Regions from separate parts of the Homo sapiens genome. Here all the other regions are linked to region 1. The links are chromatin loops, found by intact Hi-C in ENCODE. Cell type or tissue: Caco-2. All regions are shown on one strand. Each heading gives the region's core, and the rest is flanking DNA. Links, peaks and the distances in the headings are about the cores only. Region 1 holds the start of ZC3H12C (zinc finger CCCH-type containing 12C). Region 2 overlaps ZC3H12C (zinc finger CCCH-type containing 12C). Region 3 has its middle 76 kb from the start of ZC3H12C. Region 4 has its middle 110 kb from the start of ZC3H12C. Region 5 has its middle 100 kb from the start of RDX.

Region 1 (6,215 bases), core at 1,191-5,190:
AAAAATTTTAAACAAATCTTGAATCACCAAGAAATTAGAGATCTATTCTGGGGTGAAATAGATCTTTCTTAAAAAATCACATTCTTGATTGATCATCCTTTCTCTGAACTATTAATTGCAAAACAGCAGCAGAGATTATAACATGTGTTTTGTTGAATCTTCACACATTTTCACTTTGTAAAGTCATGAGATTTCATATGCTGCAGGTCCATGAGGCATATTAGCACTTAAAACACAAGAAGCTTTTTTAGAACATTTGGTAGATTTACGATCAAACTCCGGAATCTCAATATTTTAGGCTTAAATTTGGAATCCTGATTGAATTAATTTTCATTATTCACTGACCATCTTATTTACTTAATATTGCTCTAATAAAAACTATACTCCAAAACTCTATTTGCCAACTTACCCACTCACTACTCCTATCATCTGCCCCATGCGCCACATACTGGACCGCCCACTCCCTGCTTTCCTTCCAGGGTTCACTGACTCATTTGGAAATGACTCCCAACCAGCTCTACCTACTCAAATCCTACCTTTGAGGCACTCCCCAGTACCTGAATTTCTCACTTCTTTTTTCACGGAACTTAGTACTTTCCACATAGCATTATGTTCGTTCATAATCTATCCTTTTAGAGGTCGGGGGCCTTACACAGCAGCTAGAGTGATAATAAGTAATTATTTGCAGAGAGAACAGAAGCATACCAGTTTCAAATGAGCAATAACTGCAGATTAGTGTTATTCTACGTTCCAACAGTAAAAAGATAAAAACATTCCCTACTTAATACCTTGTTTGTTTCTTTAAAAATGCTATCAAATCAGAATTAAAGAATTCTAAATTTATGTACAAAAACAATGAAACACACTAAGAAGTTATAACAGCAACATTTTTACGTCTGTGATAGTAATTAAAATTAATGTAGCAACCACTGTGGTCTGCTAGAATGAAGACCTAGTTGTAGAATGAGAAAAATGTTTTAAACATAAAATTTCTATTAACAACTTGGGATCCGATTTTGCAGACGTTGGTAACCCATGAAAACCTAGCTCCAGAGAAGCCCATAATATAAAATAGGGTATTTTTATATAGTCTGGTCATTAAAACAAAAATTTAGTAAAAGGAAGTGACTAATAAAAACTCTCATCAGTATAGAAACATTCCAAGTTTCTGTTTCCTATCCTTTAATATTTCCCATTATACTAAAATAGTTCCGTTAGACTTCCCTTATTAAATAAAGGCTAAAAAATGCCAGTCACTTTGTTGTTGTTTATTTAAAAGTTCATTTTACTTTGGTTATAATGTTTAAGTACTTTTATGGTGACCAAATACTAGAAGTAGAATCTTGTAACTTACTTTGAAAGTAAGATAGACTCTTTCATGTAAAAATATTAAAACATTTTGAACTATGGGTACATAGTCAACAGGCCATTCTATTTTTATGGTACCATCCAGTAGACAGATTTAGGTAACTGGAAATAAGCATGCCAAATTGTTGAAGAAAACAGGTGAACAGGGGGTCAAGTCCGAAATAGGCATCTTCCTGGGCTTATCACACTAAGATTAATTTTACCAATGTTTGATGAAGCTATCATGTAGTCAAACACAGAGAACCCTAAACTTAAGAAACTGCTACTAAAATTAATTGTACATGTGATTAAATGAATGGAAGTCATACCCTCTAAATCCTAAGTCCATTAAGACAAAAACATTTATAACACACTGTATTTATGACTTCTTGTGGTTCTTGAAAAGTCAAAAATTGTGTTTGAGGTTTATCTCGTTTTCCGTTTATAATATGCATTTTAAAAGTGGAAAAACTCAAGCACGTAACAAGTGAAAAACTGAACAACGTTGCCAAATTCCTAAACATACAATACTTAGCTCCAATTATCTCTGCATCTATTCTAAAATGGTTTAAAAAAAGTCTGAATCAATAAGCGCCTGATGGGCCTGGGATACTCCAATACAGTCTTGTCAACCAATAGGAAAACTTTTCCTAAATCTGGATTCGTCTTTCATCTCTTTATCACAAAACACCGAACACAAACCGAGATTGTTAACGGATAACCAAATGGCAAGAACCCCAGACAGAGTAATCAGTACTTGGATGTTAGGGCTGTTTTTAAGGACTTGAAATGAGACAGCTTAGGGAAGAAATGCGGGATTCATTTCTCCAAGTTATATTTGTAACACTTCTTAATACGGAGTTAAAAATGTGAACAGCCGAGCTAAAATGAACGCAGCGTGTAAAAGGGATCTGGACTGGAGCCTGGGGGTGAAGGAGGGACGAGGGGGGAGTGAGGGGCTTTCGTGACGCTCGGCCTGGGGTTGCTGGCGATCTGGATGGAGGGATGGATAGTTAAGCGAATGGCCAGGGCTGGATCCGAGATGCCAAGAGATGTCTCGCCCCACGAGCGCGCGCGAGTCTGAGCCGCTGGGGCAGCGCAGTGTGTCCGTTTCCATCCGCGGCGCCCGAGCCCGCCTCCATGTTCGCGATCTATGCCCCCGGGCGGGCGGGGACCGGTGCCTTAGGCCGCGGGGCCGGGAAGCCCGGCCTCACCTCGCCCGAAATCCCGGCGGGGACGGCGTTGCCCGAGGGGAGGATGCGCTGGGCTTTCCGCTCGGCCCCACCTGAGCGACCGGAGCTCGGTGACTCGACCTCCGGAGCCCGACCCGCCTGGGCCTGGAGATCACACGGCGAGGTCGCTGCGGCCCCGGCGCCCTCCGCCTGGCGCCCGGGCGCGGCCCCGCGGCCCTCCCCACGACCGGCTACCCCAGGACCACTCTCGCCGCGGTCCGCGTCCCCCACCCCCTTCCCGAGGACAAACCTGGGAGCCGCCACCCGGCATAGCCAGCCCCGCGAGAAAGCGGCGAGCGGGCGGCGGGGCCCGCGGAGAAGCGGCCACCGCGGCCCTCCCGCGCCAAGCCGCGCCCGCCCGCGCGCCCTCTCCGCGGGCCGCAGCCCCGGCGCCCCCTCCCTGGGTTGCACAACTCACAGCCCCAACGCGCGCGCACTCGAATCTGTTGCTCAACCTACTTGCATTCTCTTCTCCGCAGCCATCACTACATGCCCTGGAGCTGGGGCAGCCCCGGGGCCCTCCGGCAGGCGGCCGCCTCTCGCCTCAGCCCTGGGCTGCCGCGGCCGCCGCTAGGGCGCGGGGCGAGCGCGAGGCTCCCTCATGCCTCCCGCCCGGACAGCTGGCCGCACGCCAGGGCCCCGGCTCGGGCGCGCCCGAGCGCTGGGCTCGGCTCGGCCCTGCCCTTCGTCCGTGCCGCTGCTCCGCGGGCGAGAGCGAACCCGGCTCCGCCACCTCGCTCCGCGCTCCTCGCCCGCCCGCCCGCCCGCAGCCACCGCAGCCGCGCCGCTTCCTCCTCCCCTTCCCTCTTTTCCTTCTCCTCCGTCGCCGCCTCTGGAGCCGAGGTTGGCAAACCAGCACCTGCTGCTGGAGAACGCCGAGAACTGAAACAGGAAACCCTGAGCCAAGGGGAAAACCCGAGAGGCGTGGAGAGGGGTGAGGGGAGCTGCTGGAACCTGTCGGGCTCGACCCAGCCGCTGGGGCTGCCCGAGGTTCCCGCGCCGCCTCCCCTCGCGCCTATTCCCTGCCCCGGCCCAACCCAGCGGTCCCGACCTCCCCGCGCCTCTCCCCCGACCTGGTGCAGGACGGCGCCTTTCCGCTCGGCGACACCTTCTCCACCCAGCAGTAACACTGATCATGTCCCGGGCAGTCAAGGAGATCGACGGGCCGCCTTCTTAGGGCAGGTTCCCCGTAGTTGTTTACTTATCAATATTCCGTGATGAGGAAAAACCACACCCTGCATTAGCAAGGCCAATAAAAGAATTTAAACAAATGAAGCTGTTGGGATTTCACCCAGGGATAGGACTTCTTTCAGCAAGGAAATTGGCTTTGATGGAAATGGCAATCGTGTCAAAATCGAGGTTGAACCCAAGATACATCCAGATCTCTTTCAGGAGATCGGAAGGAAACAGCCCTTTGCACAGAGGTGGGCGCCTGAATCGCAGGCTGAAAAGCACCGGGAGCAGAGAGCCTTTCTACTTCTGTGAATCGTACAACACCCAGCACAAACTAAGTCAATGTTTCAGAAATGTTCAAATAACCTTATTCGCCTGTCCTTGGAATCATTACGAGCAGCCTAGGGCAGGATGAGTCTGCTTCTGGAGTGAGAGGGAGGGACACTGAATGGGTTGTGCCCCTACCATATGCCACGGGCCAAATAGCCTGCTTTAAATCCACTGTCCCGTTTGTCACCACAGCCATGTGAGCTGGGTATTAGAAACCCCTTTATCCATCAGAAAATCGAGGTTAGAAAATTTACCTGCAGTTACACAGCTTGAATGTGAGGTATTCAGGTCTGTTACATCTAAAGGACGCATTTGTTTCACTGGACCACGATTCATGCCTTTGATCAACTTTTTACCTTTCATAAAATTAGTTTTGCCTCTGAGTTGTTTTCAGTAGGGCATATATATGGTTTAAGCCTGGATCTGTTGAATTTGCTTGGACTGCCTAATGGTAGTGATATTCATGATGCTTATTGGGGTTCAAACTTGATAATTTTCAGTTTAATATTCTCTACCAAATGTAGGCCTTTATGGCTCAGTTGAGCAGCACAGATGTCCCCATCTTTTTGGCCAGCATCAGTTGCTCTTTAGCTGTTGATGTTGGGGTCCCAGCTGAGAGTATCCTACTGGCTGGTGCACATGAGCATCCTGACTCTGCCTGTGAGATGAAAGGAGAGTGTCTTACTGAGCCTGTTTTCCACGTCAGTAGGCCAGTCATGAAGCCGATTAAATAAAATTGCAGGTAGGCAGGTAGGCTGCCTTCTCTGGTTCTGTGGTGCACACTTTTTTTTTATATAGAGTCTGACCCTGTCGCCCAGGCTGGAGTGCAGTGGTGCGACCTCAGCTCACTGCAACCTCCGCCTCCTGGGTTCAAGCGATTCTCCTGCCTCAGCCTCCCCAGTAGCTGGGATTACAGGTGTGTGTCACCACATCTGGCTAGTTTTTGTATTTTTAGTAGAGACAAGTTTTCCCCATGTGCCCAGGCTGGTCTCAAACTCCTGGCCTCAAGTGATCCATCTTCCTTGGCCTCTCAAAGTGCTGGGATTACAGGCGTGAGCCACTGTGCCCGGCCAGGTCCACATTTTTTCATACCACCCTGAAGACCCTTAGGAAGATTGGTAGCCTGCTGTCTGCAGCCGGGTCAGATTTTTATTGGCAGGAAAGTAGGGGCTGGGAAAGCAGCCCCTTTACACTGTGCCAAAACCTTGGAGGTCTCTGGAGCAGAGTTAGAGGCCCTCAATCTTAGGATCTCTAAGGGACTTAGCAGGGACTTAGAACGAGACTGGCTGTTTGACGATAAGTGACAGCATCTATGGCACGGCTTTAGTGATGCCAGGAAGTTCCTCCACTCCGCAGTATACTGCCCACACAGTCTACCTCTTACCTTGTATCCCACAGTTGACTCAGCTGAACTCCATTGATTAAGCTTGGTTAAAAATCAAGGTAAAAGAGATGAGTAATAGTTATAATAACTAACATTTAATGAATGCTTACCATGTTCCAGATACTATTCTAAGCACTTTGCATGCGTTGTCTCATATAATGCCCACAAAACCCCTATAAGGAAACACCTATCACTATTTCCATTTCACAGACGAGACAACTAAGACCAAGATTATAGTCAGTAAATAACAGTGCAGGGGCTAAAATGCAGTCAATTTGACTCTAGAATCAGGACCCATTATGTGAATAAGATACAGTAACTGCCCTTATTACTTTACTATTTATTTGGAGAAATAAAAACACATGAAAAATTAAAAGAAAACTAAGAAGAGAAGATAATTTATAGGTGTCAAATGTGAGTATAGGTAATAAATGCCATGAGGTATCAGAAGACAGAGAAATCACTTTAGGTTGGGGTGGTTAGGAACACTTACATAGAAGATGAGTCGGGGTTTCAAAAAGGGGAGATTTGAGCTGGATTGTGATGAATGAGTAGTATTTTGATAAGTGGAGAGGATAAGGAAGAACATATTCATAGAATTGATAACATATACGAAGAGTGCCAGGGAAATTTGGGGAACAGGATAACAAACAGCTGGAAAGGAAAAGTAGGACAAAATTACAGAGATTTGCAAAACAAGCAAGGAATACACTCTCACTCATGCACAGAGTGAGAGAGCAAGAGAGAGA
Region 2 (6,215 bases), core at 1,050-5,049, 81 kb before region 1:
TGATGAAAGTGAGATCTATTCAGAGGCTGAATGGAGGATTTGGGGGGCTGCATATGTCCTCTGGGAGGGAGAGGGAAGAATGGGGGCCAAGGTGCAGGCCTCCAGCTGGGAAGTGAATTCTGTCTTTGACACCTCTCATGTCCTAGACGCTGGAGCTGAACATCCCACAACCCTGTGTGGTGGGTTAAAAGATCACCTTTTACAATAGAGGAAGTAGCTGAGCTTCAAGATTAAGGACCTGCTCAAAGTTGTGCAGTGCAGCAATGGGGGCACCAGATTAGCAGCTGGGTCTGGACCCCACCACCTCACCACTTCCCACAGGAGTTCGCACTGTCGCGGCCTCAGGCCTCAGCCAGGGAGTGGTTGGAGTCTCACCGTTCCTGTCCCCGGGTGGAGGTGGGAAATTCTTCTCCATGAGCATCTCTCCTTGTCTTGGCTTTTACTACTTTGCCCTGAGGCATTTTGCTTTACAGCTTGACAGAACCGATGTCTCTGGAAATGTGTTTCTTTTCTCTGGAAGATGCATTTGGCTCCAGAAACTCTGAGCCTCTCAGAGGGTCTTTTGGGCAAAGCTTCAGTCACGGTGGAAGGGGAGGTGGTGTGCGCTTGGCCCTTGGCAGGCTGCAGGCCAGCCGACTGTGCGATGTTGCGCTGGTTCCTTCAGGTCAGCAGAGAGGACTCCGAAAGGGCCTGGTGATACTGCTACCTGTTCAGATGAACTACAGCCCAGCAGAATAGGCCTGAGTTAGGGGACGCACCCACCACCTTCGGCTCCTTAGGAGTTCAAGGAGCACAAGCTGTGGCCTGACAATCCCCCTCTAACTTCCTGCTAGGCCTCCAGAGCCTGGCGTTGCTCAATCCTTGTAATCCTTGATTAAAATATTCCCTGCGCCACCCCTCTCACCACTTGGCATTTCCTGCTACCAATCTGGAAAGCGGTATCACAAGTCTGTATATTAAGTTGTGAGAGAGATGGAGAAGGATCTTTTAAAGTCAGTTGCCATCTTCCTCTTTCCCCATCTGCCTACAGTCACTGCTGACAGGGTGATGGCAATGTCCCCAGGCACCCCGTGGCTGGGGGGAGCAGGAGGCAGAGTTGAGAATGCTTACCCTTTTGGATGACTCAGAGCCAGGAGATGATGGGATGTGGAAGGCAGGAGCCAGGAGGGGTACTGCCTGGATGGGCTCTGGGGTTTGTAAAAGCTGGTGCTAGGCCGGACAAGGTGGCTCATGCCTGTAATCCCAGTACCTTAGGAGGCTGAGGCAGGCAGATCACTTGAGGTCAGGAGTTTGAGACTAGCCTGGCCAACATGGTGAAACCCCGTCTCTACTAAAAATACAAAAATTGGCTGGGTGTGGTGGTGCGCACCTGTGGTCCCAGCTACTTTCTTGAACCTGGGAGGCAGAGGGTACAGTGAGCCGAGGTCACGCCACTGCACTCCAGCCTGGGCAACAGAGCGAGACTCTGCCTCAGAAAAAAAAAAAAAGAAAAAAAGAAAAAGAAAAAAAGGCTGGTGCTGGTGCGCCCTCACCCACACCCGCCTTGGCCCAGGGGCCTCCTGTAGTCCCCACTCCCGCCTCTCCCACTGCTTCCCACCTCCCTTCAATGTAGGCAATGAAGTTGAGCTTGGACTAGAACAGGCATCTTGCTCCAATCCTCCTTGTCTAATTTGCAGGGTTTTAATGTGTATTGCATTCACTATGGCACAATGTGCTTTGTCCTTGTCTTAATTTGGCAACATACAGAGCAAACCCATAAATCTCCTCCAGAGTTTACTGAATAGCTTTTCATGTAGTTACCAAATTGTATTTGCCATCTCCCTCAATCTTTTCACATGCATATTTGAAAGAATTATTCAAATGAATGATAATTACATCCTTGGAAAGTGGAGAGCAGTGGGGAGAGGGCTTTGAAGGCTGAGACAGAAAGCCTCGCCTCTGGCAGGCCCCCACCCCCACCCCAGGGGCTGAAGGGGGACCCTCTGTGCACTGACACCCACCCACCCAGACCTCTGGACAAGAGCAGGAAGTGCATTTAAACATTGTACTTGCCATTCTTTCAGTGCTCTCTTCCTCACTGAGTTCTCCTGGGGAACTAGGAAGGGAATCTGTTTGGCTACCTAATTAAACTTTCCTATTTTTAATCTCATGGTGAATTTGTGCAAAACACAAAGCCCAGGAAAATGCCAGTGGCAGCTGCTTCAGCATAAAAGGTGTTGTGTTTGCAGTGGGCATTGTCAAGAGTCTGAAAGCTAAATAGGCCTTCTCTAAAAACACCCTAGAACGTCCCTGAGCATGATTGGAAACATTAGAAATAAATGTACTGCCTTTTACTCTCCAGGGCTACAAAGAATGCTAGAGTGGAGACAAGAGTCCAGACTCTGAAATAACCTCCTTTGGACACAGAAGCTACCACTGTTGCTTATCAGACGCAGCGGGCCCTGGGTTTTTCTGGGGCCTTAAGCAGTGAACCCTGGTCAGCTGGCCTGAGTCCCAACCCAAGCCCATCACCACAAGCCTCAAGACAGGAAGATCTCAGTGAAACCTTTCCTCTAATCCAAGTGACATCATTGTCGCAGGTGTTTGTACATGAAAGCAGAGTGATGAAGGTGTGTGGGTCCACGGAAGAAGTAAAAATACAGCACTAGTTCATATTTTTCCTAGTCTCTCCCTGTTCCCAGGTAAAGTTATAGCATGTTCAAGGATGTGCATTTATAGCATAACTGGTTTCATTCCTCAGACCTAACTTTGTGTAGAATAACTCATACCAAAGGTGACTAAGGGCCCATTCCTAGCACTGCTTTGCAGCACACTGAAGTGGGAAAAAGAATTCTGAAAGCATGCACAGTGGGAATTGAATCACGAGGTTGTCTTTGAGTAAGTGCTTTTAGCTTTTGGAGTCTCAGTTTCCTCATTTCTAAAATAGGGATAATGCTTATTTCATAGGATTTTAATTTATGTAAATATATAGTACTGGACCCTCAGATGTGAGTATTCTTCCTGCTAGCCTTATCTCTCCAACTTTGAAAGCGGCAGTTGTAAACTAGAAGGGAATGCTTAAGGGAAAAACAGTTGCCCAGTGTCATCTGACATCTCCCCAGAAATGTACATCGTCCACCTGAGACCACACAGCAGCCATTGCTCTGTCCAGGTCGGCTCTGTAGGTTCTTACGGTAAGGGACCGACATTCCTTTTCACTTCGGTCAGGGGTGTGTGCGGTGGGGAAGAGACGCAGACAGGTTTGCGGAGCGCCACCTTCAGGAGTAAAAGTGGAGTGCAGGGGATGTTAGTGACGCCGTCGTAAACTGCTTAACTGTGAGATTCTGAAATCTTTTTGTAATTATCATTTGTTATTCCACTTTCCCTATTACAATGCAGATACAGAGGAAAAACCCTTAAACCTAGAAGAGCTGAGTGATGGGAGCAGCAAGGAAGTGGGTTCTAAGAACTCTTTGAAGGTTAAAATACCACTCCTGAAATAGACCTCACCAGTGAATAAATCAAATTACATTGATTGTTAGAATTCAAACTCTTCCACAGCATAACTATAGAGATAGGGAAGGCTCCATTGAGAAAGCCTCAAAATTACTACGCATTTAAATACCCCTAGTTATTTACATAATAATGGCTGTCACTTATTGAACACACACTATGGATTTGCATGTTCAAAGGGTTTTACTTGTTTCAACTCATTTAGTCTTAACAACCCTAGGAAATGGGGGCAATTATTACTCTGTTTAGTAATTTGCCAATCTGCTACATGTATGATGTGTGGAGCTGGGTGTGTACTCTTAACCCAAGGCCGATGACTGCACCTAGAGAGGAATACATTTTTTAAAAGGTTATTTTAAAAATCTTTAAAAAGGGAAACCTTTAAAATGTTAAAAAAATTTAAAAATCCTTTAAAAACACAAAAATGAAAACCATTAACTCTAAAACAGCAACAGAGGCGGAGGTGCAAAGGCTAACAAATAAGGATGTTTAACTAATGAGAGGCCCAACTGCAGGCGTTTTGTTTTGTTTTGAATAAATTCACTGTCATAGTTGCTTTTTACCAAACTCCCCTTCTCACATGCCACTTCATTCATCAATGAGTATTAACCCATTCTTCTTACCCAATGGTATAGGTGGAGAAGAAATAAAGTCCTTACCCCAGGTAACACTGTTGCCTAATAGAATATTCTCCTGGATTCTTGGCTCAGCCTGTGGAAGTACCTGGGGAACTCTCACACCTAATGCTTATTTTGAATATGCTGACTCCTCTGTCCACAATCAAACATCAATAATCAAATCTGCTGGCAGAGCCAAAATAAATGGTCTAAATCCATAAGCTTGCAGTTACACAGCTTAAAGTAATCAAGTGGGGGAAAAAAAGAATACTTAAGAATGCAAATGGAAATTTTAGGGAAAAAGAAGAAAAGCAAAGGTCCAAAAAGCAATGTCAGAGGAGAAACCCGCTCTCTGAAATAGTGGCTTCTCATGCAATGACACAGAACGTCCACATGCTAAATCATGAAGATCATGACAATACGGTGACTGCATCGGAAACAGAGTATTTCGTTAATAGAAAATTATTAGGACAATTGGGTCAGGAAGACACTGCTGTCTAGAATAGTCGGGATACAGCGAAGATTGCTGTTTTACTTCAGCAAGAACAGGGTGGATGCCGCATTGTATTTGTTTGCATCTGTCCTTGAGTCATCCTTACGCCCACGGTCATCACCACCATGTAGCTAGTGACAATAAGCCTGTGAGATAGGCATTCTGATCATTTCACAACGGTGTATGAAAAAGACTCTGAAAGAGAATAATTTGCCCAAATTTTACATATTGTGTGTCTCATATATATAGTTACCATAGTAATACGTGCAGGACTGAGAGTCAAACACAGCCCTGGAGTACCTGACAGCTGTCTGCAATCTCTCCCAATCTGTGCAGGAATTTCACAGAAGCAGAGCATTTCCCCACAATGATCTAAGTTTTCCAGCCTCAACTATTAAAGAGATAAAAATTTCAATTTCTGTGCATTCAAATCTATTCAATTTATTTTTACAAACAAAATCCTTATTCCTGTTGGCTATGTGGCCCCGTACATTCCAGGCCAGCTAAAGAAGTTAACTTGAAGAGGGATGTGTGGACCCTCATTCTCTGTGCCCCACTACCTGTCAGGGTGTCATGGACATCAGGGCTCAAAGTTTTGTGCATCCTAGTAAACACCACTGCACCAATGAGTCTTTTTGATACATTTTTTTTCTGAGACGGAGTCTCACTCTGTCACCCAGGCTGGAGTGCAGTGGCGCAATCTTGGCTCACTGCAACCTTCTCCTGCCTCAGCCTCCCGAGTAGCTGGGATTACAGGCGTGCGCCATGAAGCCCAGCTAATTTTTTTTTTTTTTTTTTGTATTTTTAGTAGAGATGGGGTTTCACCATGTTGGCCAGGCTGGTCTCGAACTTTTGACCTCAAGTGATCTGCCCGCCTTGGCCTCCCAAAGTGTTGGGATTACAGGTGTGAGCCACTGCGCCCGGCCTTTTCAATACAATTTAAATCAACTGGCAGCCCTCATAATCAGAAAAGAGGATGTCCGTGCCATCTAGCATTATCTTACAAACTCCCTGGACGAGGTCCCTACCAACAATACTCTTAGCCAGACACCTGATGATACTTCAAAAGCACTGGGAACCAACACTATAATGACGGGTTCAGGAAAAAAAAACACTCTCATCATGCCTTAAGTTATGTCTAGTTGTCTTTGACATTTAATTTCAATTTTCATAGGAATTAATCATGGCTCTAACATTTACATTGATACTGACCATGTGTTTATCTTACACAATGCTCATAATGTTAGCCACTGAATGCAGGCAAACTAGAGAAGTATGATGCTTTTATTTATTTAGCATCTATGATGCCATATGAGATCAATTTCTTCATTAAAGAAAAACAAACCAGCATAAGAAAAACGAATTAAAAATTTTTTTTTTCTCAGTGGCAGAATCACATAGCTGTTTCGATACAGATTTCCAGTAGGTCTAAAATACCGTTTTGGGAATTGTAAAGATTCCATTACAGAAATACACAGAACAGAGGATAAATACAATCACACTAGTTTATCAGATGGTTGCACTACACATCCTTTGCCTTACTTTTCCTATAAGAAAAGTTCGCAGGATCAAATAAAAAATTCTACTAGCAGCATATGACTCTGGTTTGGGAG
Region 3 (6,215 bases), core at 900-4,899, 75 kb after region 1:
CAGCCTGGGCAACAAGAGCGAAACTCCATCTCAAAAAAAAAAAAAAAAAAAAAAAAAAGAAGTCCCCAAATGCTACCAGGGAGATCATTTTCTTTATTAGCAAACACATGCATAGTACTTAGAGGTCCCAGGTTTTACTCTAAGTGCTCTATAAATATCAATTAATTTAATCCTTACAACTATTCTATGATGTAAGTACTTGATGTAAGTGCTATCAATACCTTCATCTCATAGCTGTGTTTTTTGTTTGTTTGTTTGTTCTATAGGTTTAGGGGATAAGTGCCGTTGTGTTACATGCATACATTGCATAGTGGTGAAGTGTGGGCTTTCAGTGCACCCACCACTTGAATAGGGGACATTATTAAAACTCAGAGATGTTAAATAACTTCTGCCCAAGGACAGCAGCCAGTGGGAAGTAGAGTTGGAATTTGAATACAAACAGAGTTTGTGTCTCCAAGGTTTGTGCTCTTCACCACCACACATCATGCCTCCTAAGTAAGTTCTCTCCTTTAAAATGCATTCTTTGCTTTTCATCACTATATTGCCAGGATGCATTGGAGCATACATCTCTGAAAAGAAGGTTATAATTTACTCGGGGTCTAAGGTTCCATCTAGCTTGCTTGGTAGAGGAGCCCTTAAATTGCGGTTCTGAGTTTATGTTACTTTGGGACTTTCAATTTGGAAATTTACATTGGAGCCCACCTGAACTGGTAGTGGTTCCTTGGTTCCAATTTGTCAAATGCCTGGCAAAACACAGACGTTGCCAAACCTTAAGCACATCTGAGGGCAATAAAAATGATCACTAGTTGTATCAGTTTGTTCTCATGCTGCTGCAAAGAACTGCCCATGACTGGATAATTTATAAAGGAAAGAGGTTTAATTGAGTCACAGTTCTGGAGGCCTGGGGAGGCCTCAGGAAACTTACAATCATGATGGGAGGGGAAGCAAACATGTCCTTCTTCAAATGGCAACAATAAAGAGAAGTGCTGAGCAAAATGAAGAAAGCCCCTTATAAAACCACAAGATCTCGTGAGAACTCACTCACTATTATGAGAACAGCATGGGGGAACCACCCCCATGATTCAATTACCTCCTGCTGGGTCCCGTCCTTGACATGTGGGGATTATTGCAATTCAAGGTGAGATTTGGGTGGGAACACAGAGTCAAACCATATCGCTAGTTGACAAGGTGATAATAGTGGTAGAAAATTTTGGATTTAGAAGCCTCACTTTGCCCTAGGTTTGTTGTTGCTGTAAGTTATATGCTCAAAACATCTTTTTGGTTTTCTGGGTATAATTCCTATTTTTTGGTGTGCTCATTTGTGTGTGCGTTTTCTGTGTTTCACCTTTCATACACAGATGGAATCACTGGCAAACTGCAATATAGCAAAATCAAAGCATTTTATTTCCATATCTGTCATGATATTACATGGCTGTCATGATTTATAGTAGATTTTCAGAAAGCAAAGCCTTCGTTTAAGAAGAAGAAAAAGCAGGAAGACATTTAGAAATCCCTACAAAGAGAAGAAAAGAGTCCTAAAACTCAGTATCACTGAACTGAGAGACAATCTGAATTCTAACCCCAGCTCTTCCATAAATTTGTTGTATGGCCTCGGGCAAGAAAACATTTAATTTCTCTGGGCCTTAGTTTATAATTTTGATGATAATTTCAATCTCATTAATATGTAGAATTTTGGGGAAAGGGTGATGGCATACTATTCTGGAGGGGAAAAATAAAGAATGATTGATTCCATTCCCCCCTACTCATTGTAAAGTTGTGTATGTATTATTGTCTAATCAATGTGAGACAAATTACCTTGTAGGGCCATTTACAATGGGAAATAAAGGAGACGTCAAATCACTGAATGAATTTTATAGAAGCAAATAATTATAGTAATGTTATTTCCAATGAGATTTTAAATTCATTTTTTGAGATAGGTTGGATAGGTGAAGTAAGGGGGGGTATTATATTGATTTAAACAGTTCACTTAATAACCTTTTATACTAACAGAGATCTGGTAGCCACAGTGAGAATTTTTTTTTTAATTCACCAAGCTTATTATCTTTCTTCCCATGTCTTCTTTTATCCTACTGTTCTTTGTCCCTATCACCAACAGATGTATCTGTCCCCAAACCAACCTTTCTGTCACTTATTTTAAAAATAAAGAAAGCAGTAGCAAAAGGAAAAAGAATGTTATTATAAATTTTAATTTTATAAAAGCCATAGCACAGCAATTAAGGGGATACTTTAATGGTATAATAACATTTAATTAATTAATTCTTCCAGTTAATCAGTATTTCTTGGGCACCTACTATGTGCCTAGGCACTATGCCAGTGCTTGGGCATATGGTAGTGAGTGAAAATACCTCTTAGAGTCCGTGAAGGAGTCAGACAATATGAAAATAATTTCATAAGACTATAAACTGTGTTATATTATAAACGAAAAGTACAGACAGCTATGAGGTTGTGTGCCTGGTGGGGCCTGCCCAAGTCTTGGGCAAGAGGTCAGGGAAGATTTTCTTAAGGAACTGACTTTGGATCTCAAATATTAAAGAAAAGGACAGTCTATTCTGCTACTAATGTGCATATTTCTGTAAATCAAATTTGCTTACACTGAAATGGTAAATTGGGGAATAGTGTCAGTATAAAATGGAAGTCACATTGTTTGATTGATTATGTAGGTTTTTCCCAACATAGTACCTGTATCCAAGATTGCAATGAAGGCAAAATACTCTCATAGAGCTGAATACAGTGAACTGTGGGAGAATCCAGAGCTATACAGATTGTCCATGCATCCTGTTATACTCCTCTCTAGTTTAGACACATGCTCTATCTTAGAAGTACTTATTGTGTGGTTCTTTCCAACCTGTCAACATTTACCTTGTCTCTTTATAAAACAGAATGCTCAATCCTTCACCCCTTTCATCATCAAAACTTCACCTTTTGGGGATATTCTTGTATGTATTTTAGCATTTCTTTATTTTTTAGGATTATAGTGTCTTTTTAGTGGAGTAGTGTTTTCTGTTGGGATTGATACTGTTTTGCTGTTGCTTAGATTAGAACATTGCATAGATTTTGAGTTGTTTGTCCCCAATTTTTTTTCAGCTTTTTAAAGTGAGGATTTTCAGATACGTTCTAGCAGAAACACCTTTATTTGAAAGTAAACTCATAATTCAAAGCATATACAGCAACTATAAAATTTTCGTTTTTTAGCCGGGTGCAATGGCTCGTGCCTGTAATCCCAGCATTTTGGGAGGCTGAGGCAGATAGATCACCTGAGGTCAGGAGTTGGAGATCAGCCTGACCAATATGGTGAAACCCCATCTCTATTAAAAATACAAAAAATAAGCCGGGCGTGGTGGCAGGCTCCTGTAATCCCAGCTATTTGGGAGGCTGAGGCAGGAGAATCACTTGAACTTGGGAGGCGGAGGCTGCAGTGAGCCGAGATCATGCAATTACACTCCAGCCTGGGGAACAAGAGTGAAACTCTGTCTCAAAAAAAAGAAAAAAAAAATTTTGTTTTTTTTTGAGACAGGGTCTTGCTCTGTCACCCAGGCTGGAGTGCTGTGGTGCAATCATGGCTCAGTGCAGCCTCAGACTCCTGGTGATCCTCCTACCTCAGTCTCCTGAGTAGCTGGGACTACAGGCACGCACCACAGTGCCTGTCTAATTGTTTTCTTTCGTGAGTGTGAAATGGGGTCTCGCTTTGTTGCCCAGGCTGCTGTTGAACTCCTGGGCTCAAGCAATCCTCTCCCTTCAGCTTCCCAAAGTGCTGGGATTATAAGTGTGAGCCACTGCACCTGGTCAAAAAATTTTAAAATGAAACCCTTTTCAAAGAACTCAGTGTGGGTATGTTAAATCTCAGCTTTTTCACTCAGTCAAAACTTAAGAAGTATGTAGCCTTCACTTCACCTTTCCAAATAATTTGGATAGAGAAAGGTTACCTCACTTATCCAAGGCGACAAATTAACTTTAGTCGAATACTTTTTTCATAATGGAATATTACCTTGGACATGTGCATTATTTTTATCATTTACACAGTGTCTCAGACATATACTAGTCATATGATGGAGACCAAAATTTATTTTAAAAATAAATTTTATTGGCCTGGCGTGGTGGCTCATGCCTGTAATCCCAGCACTTTGGGAGGCCAAGGCAGGCAGATCACGAGGCCAGGAGTTCAAGACCAGCCTGCCCAATATGGTGAAAACCTGTCTCTACTAAAAATGCAAAAAAATTAGCCAGGCATGGTGGCATGCGCCTGTAGTCCCAGCTACGCGGGAGGCTGAGGCAGAAGAATCGCTTGAACCTGGTAGGTGGAGGTTGCAATGAGCTGAGATCATGCCACTGCACTCCAGCCTGCGTGACAGAGCGAGACTCTGTCTCAAAAAAAAAAATTATTGATGTATACTGTATATAATAAAAGTCACACATTTTAAGTGTATAGTAGGGTGAGCCTTGACAAATGTAGCACCACCCCAAAAAGATTTCCTTCAGCTCCTTTCCAGTGAGTCCTCCCCACACCTAGTCCCAAGCAACCATCAATCTACTATGAATCACTATAGATTAGATTGGTTTTCTCTAGAGTTTCATATATCAAGCAGTCAAGCAGCTCCTAGGCAACAGTGACTACTTCTGGTACTAGTCCAGCTTGCTCTTCTGCCATAGTCTTGGCCAGTGAGGAGACATGATCCCAAACAGATTTAGACAGTTTATTACAACACAGTAGGCAACTTGAGCTTTGTGTTCTTACTGATTCTCTTTGATCCTCAAGACATATGGGGTGATGTGGAGGTGGGCCCAGGTTAATACTGCACACATTGTGGATCTATGACACATAGGAACACTGAGGCTAGGATCCCTAATATTATACAGGGGCTGCTGGCAAACCTGTCCATCCTCCCCTGTGGAGACAGATATTATCTTGATCATCTTGGTCAGGAAACAAATTTGTCCTTTGATTCAGATTGAGTGTTATCTTTACAACCCTGGAATATCTCTGGAAAGAGAAGAGAAGACTAACTTTATTATGCTAGAATGTAAACAAATCTGATCCCTGCCATGGAGCAGCTTTGCAAACCTTGCTGAACAAAGCTGTCAATGCCCCTCACTCAGAAGACATGCATAAATGCCAGAATTGTCTCCTAACATCTCATAAATGGGATCATTTAGGATATGCTCTTCTTTTAGTATGACTTATTTTGCTTTGCATAATGTTATGGAAATTAATCTTTCTATTGCAGCCCAATATTTTTTTGTATGAGTATGCCATAACTTGCTTATCTGTTTACTTGGTGATGGACACTTGGATCATTGGCATTTTGGCTATTGTGGATAAAGCCACTATAAACATTTATATACAAATCTTTGTATGCACATATGTTTTCATTTCTCTGCAGGAAGTTATCTAGGAGTGGTAGGTATGTGCTCACCAAAAATGGAAAATATATGGTAGATGTACCTTGATATGATTCGGATGTGTGTCTCCTCAAAAATCTCATATTAAAATGTGATCCCCAATGTTGGACGAGGGGCTTGGTGGGGGCTGTTTTGGTCATGGGGGTGGATCCCTCATGAATGGCTTGGTGCTGTCCTTGCAGTAATGAGTGAATTCTCACTCTGAGTTCATGTGAGATCTGGTTGTTTAAAAGAGCCTGGCACCTCCTCTCTTGCTCCCTTTTTTGCCATGTGACACGCTGGCTCCCCTTTGCCTTCCACCATGACTGCAAGCTTCCTGAAGCCCTCACTAGATGAAGATGCAGGTGCCATGCTTGTACAGCTTGCAGAACTGTGAGCCAAATAAAGCTCTTTTCTTTACCCTGCCTCAAGTATACCTTTATAGCAACATAAATGGACTAACACAGAAAATTGGTACTGAGAGTGAGATGTTGCTATAAAGATATTTGAAAATGTGGAAGTGGCTTTGGAACTGGGTAATGGGTAGATGTTGGAAGAGTTTGGATGGCTCAGATGAATACAGGAAGTTGAGGGAAGGTTTGGAACTTTTTACAGACTTGTTAAATTAGTGATTGTGAGTTGAATGCTGATAAAAATATGGGCTAATGAAGTCTCAGATGGAAATGAGAAATTTACTGGGAACTGGTGTAAAGGTCACTCTTGTTATGCCCTAACAAAGAATTTGCTGCATTGTTTCCATGTCCTTTGGCTTGTGGAAGGTAGAACTTAAGACTGATGAGCTAGGGTATCTAGCAGAA
Region 4 (6,215 bases), core at 1,265-5,264, 110 kb after region 1:
TTAAAAAAAAATTAATCAGTAGTTCTCAACCCCACTACACATAGAAATTACCTGTGGCACTTTGAGAGCTCTATATGCCCTGAAACCAACTCGGGAGCTCCTTATTCAGTGGGTTGTGGGGGTAGAGCAGGGGTGGAATGGCTTAGGGATCAATAGTTGAAAAAGCTTCCCAAGTGATTCTGATGTGAGCCAAGTTAAAGAACTACTTCGGTAGGGCCTTATTTACTCTCATCTCTTTTTTTCTTTTTAAAATAATCTTTGTTTTTCCTAAATCAAATTAGCACTGAAGGAACTTTAAATAACTAAAATGATCAGATTTTTTTTTTTTAATAAAAGGAGAGAAAGGAGAGGCTTGGAAAACTTCCACCAAGAATGTCTGTGCTCTTATAGTTCTAGCCTTATCCCTTACATTGTAGGGAGTGGTGAGTGGCTGGGCAGTAGGTCCCAGTAGGTAAATCTGGCTTTGACTGGAGGACTTAGCAGGGTTTCCTAAATATTCTCACTTGCCATAACTTCCACTAGACTCTACATGTCTACAACACAGTCCCATATCTGATGTTCTCTCCCTTTGACAGATCACATGTTCTAATTTGTGCTTCTGAAAATGGGGCCCTTGGAACCATAAGAGCTTCCCCCATTTCCCTTGGCTTCTCCTCCCTTTGCCTTCACTTACCTCTAGCAGATGCCAATGTAGATCCATAATCCTTTCTCTGAAACCTTTGGAGCCAAATGTGGATTGGAATTCAAGATGGATTGGAACTCAAGACTTTTGAAGGGTAAACTCTGCATTGCATATTTTACACACTTCCTTCAGTGTAGTTGGAGGAACACCCTGTGATCAAACATTTTCATGTTTCTACAGGAAACACAGAACTCCTCTCATGAAGTGGGATGAATAAAGACCACAAGCAGCCTCATACGTGTTCAGTTCAGGTTCTGCTACCAGATGACATTGCCAGAACTTTTTGAATTAAAAACTCAAGAGTTTCAGAGCTCTTTGGATTTTGAAATTGTGAACAAGGGATAGAGAATCCTTGGTAGCTTCATCGTTTAAAAATTGGTTGGCAAAACTACTTTTTCACAGACTTTACTAGTTTTTCTCATCCTTGTAACAAAATCATAAGTAACATGAAAAACCAATTTCCATGGTCAGTTGCTTTCTGAATATTAATACTTTCAATTTGGTCAGAAATGGAAACCCCAGATAACCCTAGTTTATTTTTTTAATGGCAAAACTAAAATAGATTCAAACAAACAAACAAACAAACAAACAAACAAACAGACATTTAGAAGCTATATCATTGAATCCTGGTGGCTCAAGTTCAGAAATCTAAACAGCCGCCTTGAACCTAAGGTGAGCCATTTTGTTAACCCATGGTCATCCTATTAACTCCGTTCTTCAGCCTTCAGACATCTTTTCCCCCCTCTAATTGTAAGTTATATAGTTTTCATAGTTGGATTGGCTGAATTTCTCTTAGATTGTCCTTGCTGGGGTTCCTGGGGTTAGGCGGGCTTGCTGAAGAGACCATATGGGTAAATGTTATGTGACCTCACTGTTTTTATAGGCTGGTGAGGCCCAAGAGACGTTGAGTTCTGTGCATTTATTTTCTTATTAGGTTAGCTACTTACTGTTTTAGGACAGATTTTCTCCCTGTGTACTTCTCAGAACATGTGATATAGTTGGTGGGTGGTAAAAAAAGAAAAAAATCTCCTTTCTTTTTAAAATAGTTCATAGTAGAATTTGCTTTGGGGAGGAATGGGCTTGAAAATATCTTTTTTTAAAAAATTAAAAAAATGGATGTTTATTTACCATCAATCTTATTTCCATCTTGCTTAAGAGCCCATGGAAGAACAACTTAAAATCACTTGGTGGTGGTTCCTACCCCTTCAGTGGCCTGAGTCAGGGGAGCTGCAGACCATTCTTCCATAGCAGGTTGAATGCTGTAGTTTTCAGTCGAAACCTGCTGAATGGCCACAGGGGCACCTGCTTGCCTTCAGACCAGTCTGCAACCTCTGGTTGAGTAGCAGTGGAGTCAGGAGCTAGGGTAGTCCATTCACTCTGAAATTCCTCCTTGGTCACAGTCTTTTCAGCAGCAGCCTGTTCTTCCTTTTCAATCTCTTCAGGATCTCCATGGAAGTAGAAATCAGGCATGACCTTGATGAGTGTTCACAGGAGATGGTGCCACTTGTGTGCAGAACTTCCTGGGCCAGTCTCCACCACATCAGACCCACTGAGTGAACTCCCTTATTGTTGCATGGGATGGAGATGCCCACAGAGCACAGAGGAGAATCTGTGGAACACAGAGCAATGGTAGGCAGGTTACCATAAGATGTCTCTGTGAAAAGCTGGTGGTTAGCCCTGGGATCAGTAACCACCAAAAAACACGGCTCCTGGAAGGCTGCCTGGATTGGGTTAGTGAAGGTTCCAGGAGTAAAGCAGCTAGCAATAGGATTTGCTCCAGTGGCAGTAGCAAATTTGAGCACAACCCACTGGCCAGGATTCCTGGAGGACATGACACTGACATCAGCAGTGTTTTCAATGGCAACAATAGATGAGCTGTCAGCAGAAGCTTCTCCCAGATCCTCTTCAGACTGATGATGTAGATGCTGTCACTTTTCCTCTGGAAATCAAGGTTGGTGCCACCTAAATGAGTTCCTGCTGCAAGGAATTTAAGGACATCCTTCTCCTTCAGTTGCAGGACATCAAGGGCTTTGGACATTGTAAAAGTTTCCCTTTAAGCTACAGGAATCTAGAATACATCTTGATGGAGCATTTGGGAATGAAAAATCCTATCCCCATGATAGGATTGAGAAGTCTTAGGGCAGAACAAATGGAAGGTAGAATGATTTTTCATTTAAAACAAAATTGCTGATGGGGGCAGAGGTCATATAGGAGAGAGAATGGCTGAGCAATGTGAGAAATCAGCAGAGAGACTATAGAACTAGGTTGACTGTTATTCAGATCTTATTGTTTATGGGTCAACTGTGCAAACTCTGTATATTTCCTAACTTCTCTAAACTTTCTATAAAACCTGCTACCCAAAGTCTTTGTGTGAATGATTTTTTGTGTTTGTGTGTAAAACCAAGGAAGATAGCGGAATACCAGTTCAAGAACCCAGTGGGAATAAAGAAAAAGTTGCAAGGTGCCAAAGTGCAGAACAAGAAATTAGCTGAAGCAAGAGGCACTCAGGAGAACATAAGCCCTGGAGAAATACATGGAAATCTTGCAGAGGGAATTGGACTTTCAATATCGGGTGTGCTGGAGACCAGAAATAGTCTTGTCTAGATTTTAGGAGACAGGGTGATCCTAGATATCACCTAGGTTAAATAGTATATGGTCAACAGAAGTTATAAATGGCTTATTTAAACAATGGTAAACTGGACTTAGAATGTCACAGTCATCTCATAATGGTAAGAGTCCTGGAAAGGGACTTAGAAGTCCTGGGCTTGAGTTTTGTGGCACAATAATTATGTGACTGAGAAGACAGCTAACCACTATGAGGTACAGTTTTCTCATCTGTAAAAGGAGAAAAGAAACTAATTATTGGTCCTTTCATTTGGAAAATGGCCCAGATAGTAACTAGGATGTCCTAGGAAAATGCACACAATTTGGAATCTGAAATGCCCATGTGAAATATACAAACACATCCTGCTTTTGCCATGTGCTGGCTGTGTGACCTTTGGTCAGCTACTTAAATTCCTAAGCCTGATTCTTTATCTTTAAAGTAATAAGCATGCCTCAGGTGGCTTCAGGAGGATTAAGTTATTTAGCCTAGGTAAAGTGCCTGTGGTAGAGATGCTTGATTAAATATTAGACCCATATCTCTCGAATATAAGTCAACTTCTTTGCTCAGTTTTCTTCCCCATGACCTTGTGGGAAAAACATTTCAGTTCTGTTTTATAGAGTAGTCCAACTTGACACCCACTTATCCCTGCTGAGCAGAAAAAGAAATCACACCAAGCAACAATTCAACTGCACATTTTGCCAATTATATGGAATTTAAAAGCATATATTCAAATCCATATGCTGCTATGGTTACTGATTATAATACACTAAGGGTTTACGAAGAAAACTCTATATAAGGAACAGTATTCAGAGAAGTGATAAGTTTTGCCTGCTGATTCCTTCGTCACTATGTAGTTTCTATATTTAATATAAACCTTTCCCAACATCAATTCTAAATCCCAAGATTGTTTGTTGTAATAATCCTGAGAAATACAGTAGTAATGGAATTCTTATCAACTTTTTTTTTTTTTGCCTTGGAATGATTGGGGGCTGCCTCTGTCATCCACTTCACTCCTATCTTCACCAAGCCAGGGGTAGTTCCAGTTAGGCTTATAGTGAATAAGGTATAAAATCCTCAATTCTTCCATGAAAATGAGACATCCCTTTCTTATGTCCCAACATTTCTTCTCACTAGCCAGCTATCATCAGGATGCCTTGGACAGGCCTCCATCCCACTAAACACTGCCTCTGCAGTACCACTGAAGAACACCTAGGGTGAAGGGTTAGGTCTACCTGCCTTCTTTCCGTCCATGTTTCTTAGGTGCCTAGGGTTTCCATCTCCCTAGGGTCCTAGTGCCTTGGGAGAGGAAAGGGAGCTCTTTCCTCTACCTCAGAAGTATTGATAGGGCCAGGTTTCCTGTCCCAAATCTGCCAAGTCTATTTCCTGCTGGACCTCATGGTGTCTCCCTTTTATCCACAGTGTGTATCTGACCCATACCTAATAAAGGACTCCATAATAAGGAAAGTGGGTCTGAGGATAGGTAGAAAGCATGGGTCACTATACAGAACCATACAATTATATTTTCTTAATTTTGGTTCACATTTTCACTTGTTTACTGAATGGAATAAGTAAATATTGTATTGCCCCAACCTGCATTTAGTCACCCCTAGGTTGAAAAAAGAGTTCTTAGCTGAAGAAAAATTTCCAAACAATTATTGTGCTTCAGAAGATGATGCTCATTTAGGCATTGTGTCGAATTATGTGCTACTTATATTTTTGACCTAGTATTTCCTTTTATTTGGGTAGGCTATAGTCTTTCTTTGATAAGCATTTGTAATCCTGAATTTCCCACTTCCTAAGGGAAATAAGCAGATTGTGAAAGTTTACTACATTTTCATGAAGATGGTAATGAAGTACACAAATATTTGACGTTAATTTACTTCATTTTCCCTGGGGGACCCAGGATGTCCTAAATTGTAAATATATCTTAAGCAGAGAAGTCAGTGTTTCAATGTAGGTATGACATCAACGCTATGTCTCAGATTTTCACTGATGGGCAAAAAGACCTTTATTAGGTCAGTGTGACCAAATTGTGTTAATGTGGCTTGCTCTCATAAGGGAAATGAGATATAGAAAGATTAATTTTAGGGGTTCAGACTTTATCAGAATTTATAATTGAGAAGACAGATTGGGGCTCTAAATCTGAGACTCTCAGACAGTAAACAAAGGGGAAGGAATATTTATCATTTTTTTTTTTTTTGAGACGTAGTCTTGCTCTGTCACCCAGGCTGGAATGTAGTGGCACGATCTCAGCTCATTGAAACCTCCATCTCCTGGATTCAAGTAATTCTCCTGCTTCAGGCTCCTGAGTAGCTGAGATTACAGGTGTGCACCACCACACCTGGCTAATTTTTTATCTTTATCTTTTTAGTAGAGATGGGGTTTCGCCATGTTGGCCAGGCTGGTGTTGAACTCCTGACCTCAAGGAATCCACCCGCCTCAGCCTCTGAAAGTGCTGGAATTACAGGCATGAGTCACTGTGCTGGGCTATTTAACTTTTAAAGAGGTCACTTTCCAGAAGTTGATTGTTTTGGAACTCAGCACAATTTCACATAGGATTGAAGTTATAGGTGGCAGTTGCTTTAGTCTAGTATACACACATGCAAATGTAGAGCACAAGGCCTGTGAATCTGGAGCTTGGCCCAGGCATGGATTGAGGGAGCTGGAAGAAGACTGGATTTTTATAGAGCATCAGCTTTGTAGTCAGAGCAGGCTGGGGCATGAATGCTACAGGCTGGCTCTAGGGATGGCCCTTGGCACCACGGCCTTTTGGTTTATTGAAGTCTGATCAGTAACCACAATAACCATATCAATTTGACTTCCCATGCACTTATTAAATCTGTGAAATTGTCTTTATTTTTATTACCACCAACACGGCACCACATCCCAACAGGACTCCTGGAATAACTTTCTAACTGATCTGCTTTA
Region 5 (6,215 bases), core at 1,474-5,473, 100 kb before region 1:
CTGAATGACATGAAGTTCTGATTTTTATGGCTTTAAGACAAGACCTACTATTCTAAATAATAGGTCTTATTATTGAAAGAGACTAGTTAGCTTGTGTAGAGTTGCTGCACTATTTGAAGTCTAGCATCTATTTAAAAGGAAGGTTTAAAGTTATTCTTATTTCCACATTCTAATCGTGGAGTTTCAAAGGTGGACTGGAAAAAAAAAGAGGTTAAAGATTAGGCAGACAGTTTGACAATAACAGGCCCTACATAATCCAGGCTGACAAGAGCGCCCTGATGTTGCAATGTGCTGAGCAAGTAGTCAGCCTGCCCATTCAGCTTCCTACTGTGTTCTTTTGCTAAATGCTTTCTAATCTCTTAATGTCTCTTTTGAAAGGTGGGGACCCAAACTGTATGCATTGTTCCAGATGCGCTCTTGCCAAAGCAGCATAAAGCAAATGTAACCCTTAGGAAGAAGGCTCCCTCCCTCACTAGGTAAGTACAACTGGCAGCCGTGGCCAGGGCCAGCTCACCTGCCCACTAGACCTGCCACACCTTCCACTGCCAGGATGCTGGTGGGACCTCATAAAATCTGAACCTGTTCATCCACAGGACCTGTGGATTTCAAGTCAAAGGAACTGACCAAGAGCAACCTCTATCTTTACAGCCTCTGATTCCATCCCTTCCAGGTTCTTTCCCAATAGTTTGCATCTCTTGGGCTCTTTGCCAATCAAGAACATCATCCTCCAATTTAATAATTTTGAGGTGAGCTAGAATTTATTAAAATGATGTTTTACCTGTAATCTTGGTGAGCTGATTGGACCTCCTACTTTAGGGGATTCTCTTACCTTTAGAAAGAGCCCTCTCTAGCATTGAGAATGAAAGTATTATGGTGCAAGTTCTCTTATGACACTTCTGTTCTGCTGGGAGGTTTTTCTTCTTTTTAAAAAATCCATATTCAGGCCTGGTGCGGTAGCTCATGCCTATAATCCCAGCACTTTCAGAGGTGGAGGCAGGTGGATCACCTGAGGTCAGGAGTTCGAGACTAGCCTGGCCAACATGGTGAAACCCCGTCTCTACTAAAAATACAAAAAAAATTAGGAGTGGTGGTGCATGCCTGTAGTCCCAGCTACTTCGGAGGCTAAGGCAGAAGAATTGCTTGAATCCAGGAGGCACAGGTTGCAGTGAGCCGAGATGGCACCACTGCACTCCATCCTGGATGACAGCGAGACTCCGTCTCAAAAAAAAAAAAAAAGACGTATTCAGATTTACTTAAAAATGAAGTTTTGTACATGCACATTGAGTAGAACAGTGGCCCCCAACCTTTTTGCACCAAGGACTGGTTTCATGGAAGACAAATTTTCCATGGGCTGGGAGTGGGGTTGGGGGGTGGAGGGGATGGTTTTGGGGTGAAACTGTTCCACCTCAAATCATGAGGCATTAGATTCCCATAAAGGAGCGTGCAACGTGGAACCCTCGCATGCACAATTCACAATAGGGTTCGCTCCTTTGAGAATCTAATGCTGCTGCTGATCTGACAAGAGGCGGCGCTCAGGCCATAATGCTTGTTCACCACTCAGCTTTTGCTATGCCACCCAGTTCCTAACAGGCCACACGCCGGTACTGGTCCTCGGCCCAGGGATTGGGGATTCCTGGAGCAGAAGAATTAAAGAATTGGTTAATAAGCTAGGTTAATATAGTATTATGTACTGACCTGAATTTGGTAATATTTAAAAATCATTTTTCAATATGATTACCATGATAACAGGTTTTTAAATTCTTTTTTTTTTTGGCAGAGACTATTTGACTCATCCCATTTGTGAATAAAACCACAACAATGTTGTTTATGTTGTAAATCTTGAGTTCCCCCAACTTGCTGATTAAGCCTCCCAAAGTTCTCTAAACCTCCTTCTAGCTAAAGGTCAATATATTTGAGATAATATTTAAAGATGTAGAACCAATGTTCTTTATAGAAATATTATGTTTTAGACTTATTTATGTGACAAAAAAATGGTCACATGTGTTCATTTAAGGTGGGGAACTTTTAGAAGCAATTTGCTTCTTTGGCCTTGAATTTGGCCTGCCCTGAAATGAGTTTAAGGTCGTGCAAGATTCTCTCTGATATTTCATGACACTACCAAAACACTTTCATTGTTTCAAAGTCCACTTGAAATGCTACGACACATCCATCATCATTTGCTCTCACTCTCTTTGAAACGGGTCTAGCTGAGAATCCAGCTGGTCTTATTTCTGATATTTGAGCTAAAATCCTGGGTTAAAGCACATTCTTAATGTGCCATAGATTGCCGCAAACAATACTCTTCTTAGCTATTTATCTTTAGCCATTTCTTCCAGTGCAGAAATTCATTCATGTAACTCTTTCCATTTTGTCAACTCGTAAAACTCCCCAAAGTAAAATCTACCTGATCTTTTATGATTTTTCCTCCTTGATTTTCATCTGTTAATGTTCTTTTTAGAGCAAATCCTTTGAGTGAGTTTGACTCTGAGCTATTGTCGTCAGAAGTAGGAAAAGAAAGTTTCTGCATGAAAAGTCAAGATCAAATGACAGAAAGAGATTTTGAATTATCTAGACATGAATTTATGAAGGGATCCACAGAGTTGGTGATTGCCACATCCTCCAGCTTGAGGTGTCACATAGTTGGCACCCTTGGAAGAACTGCTGGGCCTCTCCATAGTTGATTATAAAATTATTGACCCAAGAGAAAGAACAGGGACTCTTGAGTGATGTTCTGGTCCGTCTCCCACTGCCCCCAGGGCTTCTCCACAGCACTGTCATCCTATCTTCCTCGTGACTAGGGGCCTGTAGGATTATGGTGACATTAAGGAATTAAACGTGACATCTAAAGCCATGCACAGGCCAGGCGCTATGGCTCGTGCCTGTAATCCCAGCACATTTGGAGGCTGAGACAGGTGGGTTGAATGAACTCAGGAGTTTGAGACCAGCCTGGGCAACATGGCAAAACCCTGGCTCTCCAAAAAATACAAAAAGTTATCTGAGCATAGTGGCACATGCCTGTGATCCCAGCTACTCGGGAGGCTGAGGTGGGAGAATTGCTTAAGCCCAGGAGGTCGAGGCTGCAGTGAGCCAAGATCACACCCCTGCACTCCAGCCTGGGTGGCAGAGCGCGACCCTGTCTCAAAAATAAAATAAGCCATGAACAAGATAGAACTGACTGGTTTCCACATGAATAGGACCCCTACAGCCTTGGGACCAGACTGTACCCAAATTACTAATCAACCCCAAAGCCTGGCACAGTCTGGTGTATTTAGAGTCATGGGCCTTTTTTCTCAACCTTCAGACCTTTCTCTGAGGCTCTGAGCTGATTTTAGCTGAGGAGGCCAGAGTAAACCCAATCTGCAGGTCCTCCCTCCTGGATTCCTGAGTTGGGAAGGGGCCTGAGGTGGGTCAGACGGAGCTGGTGTAAATAAGGTGAACTCATTCCCTAAGCACACACGCCCTGTGGCTGCTCAACAATTTCTCTTGGGATTCACGTCACTAAGGTGTATGTGACTGTGACATGAAAGAGAGAGTGTTTATACCGTCATCTTATATCCACATCATAATTCTGGATCAGAACATTGCAAAATCTATATGTGAGACTCCTTTTGAGGCCAAAAGTAATTCTAACCAGGCTGAGGTCAGAGTGTAGAGTTTGTGGACGCACCTTTATTTTGATACAATCTGTACATCATTACATTTCCTCACTGGCATTCCATTCCCCTTCATCACTCAACCATCAACTAACCATGACTAAATGTTAACTTACAAAATGTGCAAAGACATTCAGGGTCATGCCTTTTCAACTGAATGTTGATAATACGAGTGTTCAAGTTGAGTTTTCTTCTTTCTTGCCTGACTTTCCTATTCACTTTCTGTGTCTTCATGCAGGCCCCTGGCTACTGACTTATGGGAAGCTTTAGGATAAGGACATACCTGGTGTTCTGAATGTGTATATCCCCCAAAGTCTGCAATCTCAGCTGGAACTGGATGGACCAGTATTCCATTACCCAGGGCCCTGGCTCATGGTTCTCTCCTCTTCTCAGTTTACTGTTGGATTTCCCTTTCTTGCTATTCTCTTTCTCTCCAGACCCCTCTCAATTGCCTTTCCTAAAGACAGACCTTAGCAAGATGGGCCAGGACTTGGGACTTCGCACAGCACCCTGCAGTCCCAAGCCAGCATCTACTGCACCCCATCTTCAGGACTCTATCCCCCAAACATGCTGGAAGGCATCAGCTTATGAGAACCCACTTTTTTCTGCATGACTAGCTTGTAAGGAAGAATCTATGGACAGGATTTCCAAGAATTTCCCACTTTTTCAAAAAATGTATGTGACTTATATTTGGCTTCAATCCAAGAGCAAACTCAGTGGTGAACAGCTCCATTTCTGTGCACATGTTGGTGGAATCTGCAGAAATCGATGCAACATTTCTTTCCTGTCTGGGCTGTTTGTATAATTGTATATAAATGTAGCAATAAATATATTCTAACATCAGCCTGAGCCTTACTGCGCACTTGATTCTGCATCCTGGTGGTAGGCGGTGAATATTGCTTGCCTGCCCCATCTCAGGTTCCCATCTTCTCTGATTTCAGTTACTTCGGACCTGGCCAGTGTTTGGAGAAAGAGGGTTGAGGAGAGTTCAGTGGCAGAGCTGGGATGTGAAGCAGCATTATTAATTCATAAGATGGCACTAGTCCTGGCACTTTGAGGTGTTTTGAATGTCCAAGGACCGAAGCTTAGAGGATTGGGTGACAGTTTGTGACATGAGTCAGCTGCATTAACAGTCACTCTGGCTGGGCACGGTGGCTCACGTCTGTAATCCCAGCACTTTGGGAGGCTGAGGTGGATGGGTCACGAGGTCAAGAGAGCGAGACCATCCTGGCCAACTTGGTGAAACCCCCCTGGGCATGGTGGTGTGTGCCTGTAATCCCAGCTACTCGGGAGGCTGAGGCAGGAGAATCGCTTGAACCCGGGAGGTGGAGGTTGCAGTGAGCTGAGATCGCACCACTGCGCTCCAGCCTGGACGACAAAGCGAGATCCTGTCTCAAACAAAACAAAACAAAACAAAACAAAACAAAAAACAACCAAAAAAGTCACTCTTACAGCCTTCAAGAGCATGTTGTGCTGTGATTATTTGACAGGTATCTGCTGGGCACGAAGTTACCCCTTAAAGATTTTCTGAAAAACCCCACAAAATATGCCAACATGACATAGGATTTTCCATCTGTCACTGATGTTTTTCAAGGATATTAAGTCTAGTTATTTTAGAGACAACCTCCTCCTACAGGGGACACTAGGCAGATACAATATTGTTTGTCTAATATCAAGGAATATTTATTCCCAAAGTGGTCTCTTGTAATTTATGTGAAATCTTTGGTTATCAGGCACTTTTATAACTTAAAGGATAACCACATAGTTGTGGTTTCTTATCAAATTATGGTTTCTCAGTCCTCTCCTTGATTATAAGTGGAAGTTGGCATAAAATCATTCAGTCATAAGACCTGGGAATGCAAGAAACGAAAAGTTGTAATATCCGGCTGGGTGCAGTGACTCACCCCTGTAATCCCAGCACTTTGGGAGGCTGAGGTGGGCGGATCAGTTGAGGTCAGGAGTTCCAGACCAGCCTGGCCAACATGGCAAAACCCCGTCTCTACTAAAAATACATAAATTAGCTGGGTGTGGTGGCAGGTGCCTGTAGTCCCAGCTGCTCGGGAGACCGAGGCAGGAGAATCGCTTGAACCCGGAAGGCGGAGGTTACTGTGTGTCAGGATTGCGCCACTGCACTCCAGCCTATTGTTACCCTATGGCAGGGGCAAACAGCTCTTGCAAGATTACTTTTTGTGTATTAAAAAATACAGCCTGGAAGAGAATTGAGGAAATCATCTGTCAAGCTCTTTAAAACATTGAACAAGTAACTCTGAAGAGTTGTGCCACATCTGTTCTTACTCTCACCTTTTAATAGATATATCAGGGAACCTGAGGCTCCAGGTCAAAAGATAAAGAGGGCACAGCGTGGGCCGCTGCCTTCAACAGCTAATTCCTGTGCAATGCACTGGGCAAAAACCTTTTCTACATATGGGTTTTTCTAGCCAGGACTGGTGATATGAAGGGACGTTATTATAAAATGTATGGGACAAATTACCAATTGCTTCGGTTTATAATGCAGTAAGAGAGAATCCCAATTAGAGATAATGCTGTATAATCAAAAGTTTG

The links. A loop is a pair of places that touch in the nucleus more often than their neighbours do. Peaks named below come from ENCODE experiments on the same cell type or tissue, not always from the same donor. Only the 100,000 strongest peaks of a DNase experiment are listed, where the experiment ranks them.
Region 2: a loop joins it to region 1, with 2.5 times the contacts of the local background. A loop is called at or near these places in 9 of 110 quality-filtered maps.
Region 3: it touches region 1 in a loop (2.3-fold over the local background); 12 of 110 quality-filtered maps call a loop at or near these places.
Region 4: it touches region 1 in a loop (4-fold over the local background); 8 of 110 quality-filtered maps call a loop at or near these places.
Region 5: it touches region 1 in a loop (7-fold over the local background); 9 of 110 quality-filtered maps call a loop at or near these places.

What each region holds. Positions count from the first base shown.
Region 1 is chr11:110,090,047-110,096,261 of GRCh38, reverse strand. It overlaps ZC3H12C (zinc finger CCCH-type containing 12C), which reads right to left and starts at 2,870. Exons shown (of 6, transcript NM_033390.2): 1 at 2,830-2,870. The coding sequence starts at 2,850. RefSeq lists silencers at 2,511-2,980, 3,041-3,300, 3,601-3,660. In Caco-2, for the core only: no CTCF peak of the experiment used is centred there; DNase peaks (open chromatin) are centred at 2,501, 3,041 and 3,461; H3K4me3 peaks cover 2,581 bases.
Region 2 is chr11:110,171,361-110,177,575 of GRCh38, reverse strand. It overlaps ZC3H12C (zinc finger CCCH-type containing 12C), which reads right to left. Exons shown (of 6, transcript NM_033390.2): 6 at 5,735-6,215. It also overlaps a transcript of RDX not described here. Among named protein-coding and RNA genes, the nearest start is that of ZC3H12C, 81 kb to the right of the region's middle. RefSeq lists an enhancer at 3,179-4,094. In Caco-2, for the core only: a CTCF peak has its summit at 3,257 (motif pointing left); a DNase peak (open chromatin) is centred at 3,225.
Region 3 is chr11:110,014,675-110,020,889 of GRCh38, reverse strand. No RefSeq gene overlaps it. Among named protein-coding and RNA genes, the nearest start is that of ZC3H12C, 76 kb to the left of the region's middle. In Caco-2, for the core only: no CTCF peak of the experiment used is centred there; no DNase peak of the experiment used is centred there.
Region 4 is chr11:109,978,697-109,984,911 of GRCh38, reverse strand. It overlaps the pseudogene RPSAP50. Among named protein-coding and RNA genes, the nearest start is that of ZC3H12C, 110 kb to the left of the region's middle. RefSeq lists an enhancer at 1-38. In Caco-2, for the core only: no CTCF peak of the experiment used is centred there; a DNase peak (open chromatin) is centred at 3,681.
Region 5 is chr11:110,193,842-110,200,056 of GRCh38, reverse strand. It overlaps a transcript of RDX not described here. Among named protein-coding and RNA genes, the nearest start is that of RDX, 100 kb to the left of the region's middle. In Caco-2, for the core only: no CTCF peak of the experiment used is centred there; a DNase peak (open chromatin) is centred at 3,396.